Linked DNA regions of Homo sapiens: all the other regions are linked to region 2. Evidence: chromatin contacts called from ENCODE Hi-C or POLR2A ChIA-PET data. All regions are on one chromosome and are shown on one strand. The core of a region is the stretch at or near the end of the contact, and the rest is flanking DNA. Distances in the headings are between cores, read along the strand shown.

Region 1 (2,700 bases), core at 168-2,667, 570 kb before region 2:
AAAAGTGAGTAATGAAAAAAGTGAATGATATGGAAGGAGAGTATCATTGTTGCAAAAACAAACACATGTGTTTATGTAATTTTTTTTTTTTAGGTCTGGAAAGATTTACTCCAAACTCATAACTGAGGGTGGGGACAGGTGGGGAGGAGAGGGACCTAGATTGAGTTACTGTCAAAGAGGACTCTATTTATAACGTACTTATTTTCATAAGGAGAGTGTATTCATGTTATACTCTTGCAACAGAAAATTAATGATTAAAAAAAAAAATACATGTTCCTCTGGAAAGTGTACCTAACCTTCGAACACTCATTCACATGGTATATGATCAAGATTTACCTTTTGTGACATCTTTGCAGGACTACAGACTGAGTGGCCCCAGAAGCGTCCAAAAGTTTTCCCCTGGGAACACAAGGTCTAACAGGCTAAACGAGCAAGCACAGTAGAAAGTTTTTACTGAGGCTTATGAAGCCAAATTCAAACAGGAAACTTCTAAAGCTTTTGAAAATCCATCAGAATTAGTTTGGGCCCCTGAATTAGTTACCTACTGCTGCATAACAAATTATCCTAAAACGTAATGGCTCAAAACGACACATTTCTTTTCTCACAGTTTCTATGCTGCAGGAATCAGGGTCTCTCCCAGGGCTGCAATCAGAATGTTCACCGGGGCTACTGGCTCATCTAAAGGTTTCACAAGGGAAGGATCTGTTTGCAAATTCACTCACGTGGTTGTTGGCCAGATTCCGTTTCTCACAAGCTGTTGGACTAAGGGCCTTGGTTCCCCTGAGGGCGTCAGTTTCTTGCTGGTTGTTGGCCAGAAGCTGTTCTCAGTTCCTGGCCATGTGAACCTCTGCATGGGGTGGTTGACAGCATGGTAGCTGGCTTCCTCAGAACAAGCACGCAAGAGGCATCAGAGACAGTTTGCAATCAAGACAGAAGCCACAGTCTTGGCCAGGCGTGGTAGCTCATGCCTGTAATCCCAGCACTTTGGAAAGCCGAGGTGGGCGGATCACTTGAGGACCAGAGTTTGAGACCAGCCTGGCCAACATGGCAAAACCCTGTCTTCACAAAAAAATACAAAAATGAGCTGGGAGTGGTGGCATGTGCCTATAGTCCCAGCTATTAGGGAGGATGGCTTGAGCCCGGGAGGTTGAGGCTGCAGTGAGCTGTGACCATGCCACTGCACTCCAGACTCAGCGACAGAGCACGACCATGTCTCAAAAAAAAAAAAAAAAAAAAAAAGGTCACGGTGTTTTGTAACCTAATCTCAGATGGGACATCCCATCATTTTTGTCCTATTCTGTTCATTAGAAGCAAGTCACTAGTGTAGCCCACACTCAGGGGATCCAGGTCAGAAGCTGCCTGTCATAGCCTCATGGGAATTCTGTGTTCCGTTCCAGCTGTGTTAACATGGGGCTAGTGGGAGTGGGATAGGGGGAAGGGAAGGGAGGGAATACTCGCTTCCAAAAGAGTCCTGAAAGAGAATTTCTGATGTTGTCAGAGAAAATATTAGTATATCCAGTAGGTGGCACCCATCACTGTGAACAAGGGTCCCCAGCCCCTTGAGAATAGCACCTAACACAACAAACTCTGGTAATAAAGATTTAAGCAGCCAATCAAATATTCTTGTTAATAGGGAATTTTTGCGTATTATGCAATTGTTCTTTAAAAAATTATGATTAATTTCCGTTCTGTTACCATTCTAAGTGATTTAGATGATTTTCAAATTTTCTTGCAGATTTTGACACGTATGGTGGCAAATTATAACGACATGTAAGGTTTTTGCACGCAAGCCAGGATGTTTTACTAAGAGAACAGTCATTCTACACTAAGGGTCCCTTAAGTTAGCATCACAACTGATAAATTCAACATGTGATCATTTGTGCCTAACAAAATATACTTCAAAAAAACGTGGCTGCGCCATTCACAATGTACCAATTCATAACTTTTAAACCTTTCTTCATATGGCTAAAATATCTAGGTTGTTATTAAAGATAATCTAGCAGTGCTTTTCTACCTATTGTATGTGACTTATTCGTGGATCAAAATAACTTGGTGGATTTTGATAAGTAAATTTATATCACAATATTTCTTGGTAAATGGTAAAATGTACATATCCTAAAATATATCATTGTAATCACTTTAAGTGTACAATTCTGTGGCATTATGTATATTTAAAATGTTGTTTAGATCAGATGCGGTGGCTCACGCCTGTAATCCCAGCACTTTGGGAGGCCAAGGCGGGTGGATCACCTGAGGTCAGGAGTTCAAGACCAGCCTGGCCAACATGGTGAAACCCTGTCTCTACAAAAATTAGCCAGGCACAATGGAGGGTGCCTGTAATCCCAGCTACTCAGGAGTCTGAGGTGGGAGAATCGCTTGAACCCTGGAGGCAGAGGTTGCAGTGAGCCGAGATAGCGCCACTGCACTCCAGCCTGGGCAACAGAGTAAGACTTCATCTCAAAAAAAAAAAAAAAAAAAAGTTGTTTAAATATCACCACTATCTATTTCTAGAGCTTTTTCATCATCCCAAGCAAAAACTGTAGCATAGGCAATAGTTTCCCATTCTTTCTCTCCCCAGCCCCTGGTAACCTCTATCCTTCTGCCTCTATGAATTTGCCTATTCCAGATGTTTCATATAAGTGGATAATATATTATTTGTCCTTTTACATCTGGTATGTTTCATTTAACACAACATTTTCA
Region 2 (2,700 bases), core at 89-2,588:
TCACTCCCAACCAACCCATCCTAAGTCATAACAACATTCCATTTAACTCTAGGGATTCAGAATTTGAAGCATTACTTTTTTCACTGAATACTGGCATGGAACATGCTGTAACTGAACCATAAAAACCAACTACACACCTACAGAATGTCAAATGATCTGCAGGAAAAGCAGGTTACTGAATAGCAAGCAAGAGACAGCCTTTATCTATAGCCACTGTTCACTTTTGGTTAATTTTAACATCCAGATGTAGCAGGCTACAACTTTCACAGTATCTACTTCGTCTGACGTGTCATTCCTGAAAGTGGCCATTAGCTTTGTACACTGGACAGAAATGCAAATAATCAAAAACCAAATTGGCAGGACACAAATTTGCCACGAGGTTTATCATCAACCCAAATGCATACTTCTAACCTTTTCCCCCATTTCCCTCAAAAGTACACTCTGTAATAGGTTCTTCATGTCTGAGAAACATAAGGAATATCCATTAACTACACAGGCTTTGGGGAAGGTGGCTTTCAGTAATAATCTTTGTAAGATGCAAACAAAAAGGAAGAAAGAAAAATGAAATGTTTGACCTCCCGAGCACTGTGTTTAGCAACTTTTCTGTTTAATCAAACTTTTTGTGAATCATTATTCAACCTATCAATGTCTTCCTTCGCTGAAATAGTACCTGAAAAAGACAGGATGTGCTGAAGGCACTTTGAGATGTTTCAGGAACTGTTTCAGTTTGCCCAACATCCTCGATGCAAACTCGGGACTAGGGCCACCCACTTTCCCTCAGCTGCGGCTTTTGGGGTAACCACTACCTCTTCTAAAATCTGATCAGTGGAAACCATACCTTTCTTCACAGCTAGAACTCCCCTTTATTCCCCTCCCCGCCCTCCTAGGTGAGAACCAGGCCCGCCCAGGGCCCGGAGGCAGCCCAGGGGGTGCCGCCCAAGCCCAGATTCCGGGGGTGTAACCGGGGTACACGTGTCTCCGGAATCTCCCCTCCCACCCTTTGGCGGGACACCACCTACTCTTCGCTTTGCTTAGGTGCAGGGAGTGGTCGGCGACCGATACCCGGGATGCCTCTCCCGGGTACACTTGTCCACCCGCGTAGAAGTGGCACTCCTCTTCGCGAGTCCGGGGCCTCTCCTCTGTCTCCCAGCCCTGCACAGCTCCAGCCGGCAGCAGGAACAGCAGTAGCGGCAGCAGAAGCAGCCTTCGGTGGCGGCCGTGGTCCGGAGTTGTCGCGGCTAGCAGCGGCAGCGCCTCCATGACCACGCGAGCGCAGAAACACGTCCCTTGGCGCGAGCGCCGCTTCTGCCGCCGCCGGGCAGCTACAACCGCGTGCACGACGCCCGCGCGAACCGGGGCGCGGCCTCGCGAGACCAGCTCCTCCCCCTACCCCCCCTATCTGCTCCCCGCCCCGCCACGTGGGCGCCGGCCGCACCTCCCCCATCCCAAGCCTGCATTTGCGCCTGCGTCCCGCGGCTGACCAGGACCGGGAGCGTTGCCCAACTCTGTGAAGGCAGCGACAAGGTCTCCTGACCTCCGCGCTGTTTTAGACATCTTTCCACGTCCATCTCTTCCACAAAGCCTCACCACTGCACACAAGCCCCTCACAAGCGGAATCTAACCTATATGCTTGTGAATGGCTTGCATTTTATACTTCTAATAAGCTTTTTAAAAAGTCACTTAACGTTTTTAAAAATTATATTTACTTGACAAATCATAATTGTATACATTCGTGGGATGCAATGTGATTTTTTGAAATATGTATCCAATGTGGGATGATTACATCACATTAACTTATCCATCGCCTTGTTTACCTATGACTTTTATGGTGAGACATTTCAAATTTACTCTTATTCATTTTGAAATATACATTATTATTGACTGTATTTACCCTGCTGCTTACCAGAGGTTGGGAAGTAGGGAAGGCGAGGCGAGAGGGAAGGAATGGGGAGTTAGTTGTTGGTCAGAGGTTACCAAGTTCCAGATAGACAGGAATAAGTTTCAAGATCTAATAGACATTTACTAATTTTTTTTCTTGAAGTGATTTGTGTGAACGGGGCCATGATCTGCACTACTTGCAGCTCTTTTAAGTCCTGGAAAAACTTAGGGAGGGTAGGTCTAACCATTTACTTTCCTCCAGCATGCAAGGGCGTACAGGCAGTTTTTAGTGACCTAATCTATTGTTTCAAAGACAGCTTTTTTTTTTTTTAATTTAAATGAAGACTTGAAAAGTTACCAGAAAACTCTCCCAGCAGTGTTGTTCCTTTTTCTGACAATTACCCCATCACCCAACCCCTGGCCTTTTCCCTGCCCTCCCCACCCATCTCCCCGCCGTGGGCACCGCCCCGCTTGCCGCTGCAACCTGCCGTGTGCGTCTGCGCACTGGGGGCAGGCCCAGGCCACCGAGCGTCCACCAACTGGACTAAGACCACCTTGTGTCGTCACTTGTGACCGATCTTCTGCACTCCCACCCTCAGCACTGTTTTAGACCCTGTTCATCCTTCTGGGCCCATCTTGTACACAAAACTTCGCAGGTGACTGGCCTCGCGCCCTCAGCACTGTTGTAGGCCTTCTCATCCTTCACACCTATTTCTTCCACAAAGCTTCGCCCATGGCTGTCTTCCCACCATTGAAGTGCCAACGACCCTCGCCGCCAGCACTTGTTAGACATCCTTCCACGCCCATCTCTCCCAAAAAGCC
Region 3 (2,700 bases), core at 20-2,519, 810 kb before region 2:
GCACACAAATGTAAGTTCCCTTGGCCTCATAAAAAGAATAATTTCTGGTTCCCTTTGGAAGAGGTGGCCAAGATGTTATACCAAAAACTAGCTGATGACTGGCATAGTCTCTTCCTTACTTGGGGCTTCTACTTTCTCATGTGTAAAATTGGGAAGATTACAGATGATCTCTGTATTAGTTTGTTCTCATGTGGCTAGAAAGAACTACCTGAGACTGAGTAACTTATGAAGGAAAGAGGTTTAATTGACTCACAGTCCACATGGATAGGGAGGCCTCAGGAAACTTACAATCATGGCAGAGGCGAAGGGGAAGCAAGCACATCTTCACATGGTGGCAGGAGAGAGAGAGAGCAAAGGGAGAAGTGCTACACACTTTTAAACAACCAGATCTCATGAGAACTCACTCGCTATCATGAGAACAGCAAGGGGGAAATCTGCCCCCATGATCCAATCACCTCCCACCAGGCCCCACCACCAACACTGAAAATCATAACTCAACATGAGATTTGGGTGGAGACACAGAGCCAAACCACATCAGTCTCTAAGCTCAAGTTCCCACTGAATTAGTCTAAGAGGATAAGATTTTTGTTTGTCTCTCTATACAGTTATTTATCATACACTAACCTTGCCTACTAATATAAATTCTAAGAAAACTCTGGAGAGCAGTGCTAGGAGTAAACAGCCAAGGAAAAAAGGTGGAAGTCAAGAAAAAGGGGCCAGGCGCGGTGGCTCACGCCTGTAATCCCAGCACTTTGGGAGGCCGAGGCGGGCAGATCACGAGGTCAGGAGATCGAGACCACGGTGAAACCCTGTCTCTACTAAAAATACAAAAAATTAGCCGCGTGCAGTGGCGGGCGCCTGCAGTCCCAGCTACTGGGGAGGCTGAGGCAGGAGAATGGCGTGAACCCGGAAGGCGGAGCTTGCAGTGAGCCAAGATCGCGCCACTCCACTCCAGCCTGGGCGACAGAGCAAGACTTTGTCAAAAAAAAAAAAAAGAAAAAGAAAAAGAGTATGCACATTTACATTTTGTTCTTCTCTTTGTGATCTCCATCCAGAAAGCCTCCAACAACATTTTGGATAAAGGACAATTGGGTTAACACCTTACCTGTTCCCAGAAACCACCCTTATTTCAAAAACCTTTAAGGGCGAGGTAGGGACAGCAGCAAAAAGATACCACAAAATTATATGATTCATCCTTCTGACTAGCATACGTAAATTTATGTATTTGTCCCAGCTTCTCATTTATCTATGAGCTCCTCAAAGGCAATGAATATGCCTTGGCAATTTCCCAATGCTTCTTAGTTTCCATTTCATTCCAAATCCAGAACTTTCAACTAATGCTGATGGACTCCAGAATGACTTCGGTGTTAACCTTTGGCATCTCACTCACAGACTCTATCCCCTAAAGTGGTTCATAGCTCTTGGGCAAAAATTTCACCAGCTCTAACACTGTGGTTTTAACTCTGGAAGAATATTATTACACAATCGCCTGGGTAACCCAAAAGCACCAGCACCTAGACTCCTACCCGCAGCAATTGATTTAATTGGTTTATGTAGGGAGCAGGTGTCACTCATTTCAGGCGCTCCCCAGACAATTCTCATGAGCAGCCAGGACTGAGAACCATGGACTAGCATCTAATCATAGAAAATTCAATGAGGGTAAACAAATCAAAGAACTCCTCAAGCCCAGACAATGGCTATTAAGCATCCCCAATTTTTTATTTACCCATGTACTGTTGTCTTTATTTTCACCTTTGAGTTTTATTTCAGCCTCTTGGGAAACTGATCACAAACATCTTTGTACTCTGTAAGAGACTTTTCAGTGTCAGCTCTTTTTTTCCCTTTCACTTTCAGATGATCTTAAATGGGGAAGATAAAAACTAAACAAACTCGAGAAGGAAACGGCTGTGCTTCAGGATGTGGTAATGCTTGGGAGGCGGTGACAATGCACTCGATGGTCCTTTCCTCCAGTTTGTTTTGCTCACACACTGCGCCCAATCCCTCACCTACTTTCTCTGCTATAAAGAGGTGGTAAGACGATCAGGCGGGCAGACATGTGGCTCTACTACCTATTATACGTGTGAGTCATCTTCTTACCCGCTCAGAACTTCAGTTTCCTAATTGGTAAAATGGGCATGGCTGTTGTGAGAATTAGATGATATCCTGTTTTAGTTGGTAAGTACTCAGTAAGTGCTAGTCGAATCTATTGAATCTTTTTCAGGTGCCATATAAAGTCCTTTTTTTTTTGTTTGTTTTTTTTGAGACGGAGTCTCACTCCATCGCCCAAGCTGGAGTGCAGTGGCGCGACCTCGGTTCACTGCAACCTCTGCCTCCCTGGTTCAAGCGATTCTCCTGCCTCAGCCTCCTAAGTTGCTGGGATTACAGGCACGTGCCACCGCCTGGCTAATTTTTTTTTGTATTTTATTAGAGATGGGGTTTCACCATGTTTGCCAGACTGGTCTCAAACTGCTGATCTCAGGTGATCTGCCTGCCTCGGCCTCCCAAAGTGTTGGGATTATAGGTGTGAGTCACTGTGCCCAGCCAAGAGTCCATTTTAATTTCCTTCTCCAATAGCTTCACTGAAGTCAAGCTCAGGTCAAAGAAACAGGAATAGGAGTATGTAGGCCAGAGATAACACGGTAGAGAATATGTAAGGAGCTCTAACAAAAGAAGCAGTACCCTGGCCATGAAGGGCAATTT

The links. Hi-C counts contacts between places; a loop is a spot of excess contacts on that map. ChIA-PET counts read pairs that join two places held with the same protein, here RNA polymerase II (POLR2A). Pooled maps may share reads with other maps.
Region 1: a map with no recorded cell type shows a loop between it and region 2 (10-fold over the local background). The contact joins the enhancer-like site here to the promoter of PRDX4 in region 2. A Hi-C loop is called at or near these places in 1 of 37 single-sample maps with no recorded cell type and 4 of 50 pooled maps. POLR2A ChIA-PET finds 5 or more read pairs at or near these places in 2 of 52 experiments (BJ and WTC11).
Region 3: a loop to region 2 is called in a map of B cell, with 14 times the contacts of the local background. The contact joins the enhancer-like site here to the promoter of PRDX4 in region 2. A Hi-C loop is called at or near these places in 1 of 168 maps with a recorded cell type or tissue (B cell), 3 of 37 single-sample maps with no recorded cell type and 10 of 50 pooled maps. POLR2A ChIA-PET finds 5 or more read pairs at or near these places in 1 of 52 experiments (activated CD4-positive, alpha-beta memory T cell).

What each region holds. Positions count from the first base shown.
Region 1 is chrX:24,241,073-24,243,772 of GRCh38, reverse strand. No RefSeq gene overlaps it. Among named protein-coding and RNA genes, the nearest start is that of SUPT20HL2, 72 kb to the left of the region's middle. RefSeq lists an enhancer at 963-1,042. Within about 2 kb of position 1,417, at least 6 of the 41 ENCODE cell types and tissues checked have a DNase peak (open chromatin) inside an H3K27ac peak, as active enhancers do.
Region 2 is chrX:23,666,131-23,668,830 of GRCh38, reverse strand. PRDX4 (peroxiredoxin 4) reads right to left here and starts at 1,338. Exons shown (of 7, transcript NM_006406.2): 1 at 1,020-1,338. The coding sequence starts at 1,260. RefSeq lists silencers at 876-1,005, 1,356-1,535 and an enhancer at 1,285-1,579.
Region 3 is chrX:24,479,345-24,482,044 of GRCh38, reverse strand. All of the region lies in intron 1 of PDK3 (pyruvate dehydrogenase kinase 3), which reads right to left. Among named protein-coding and RNA genes, the nearest start is that of PDK3, 15 kb to the right of the region's middle. Within about 2 kb of position 1,269, at least 16 of the 41 ENCODE cell types and tissues checked have a DNase peak (open chromatin) inside an H3K27ac peak, as active enhancers do; they include B cell, where a contact is called at or near this core.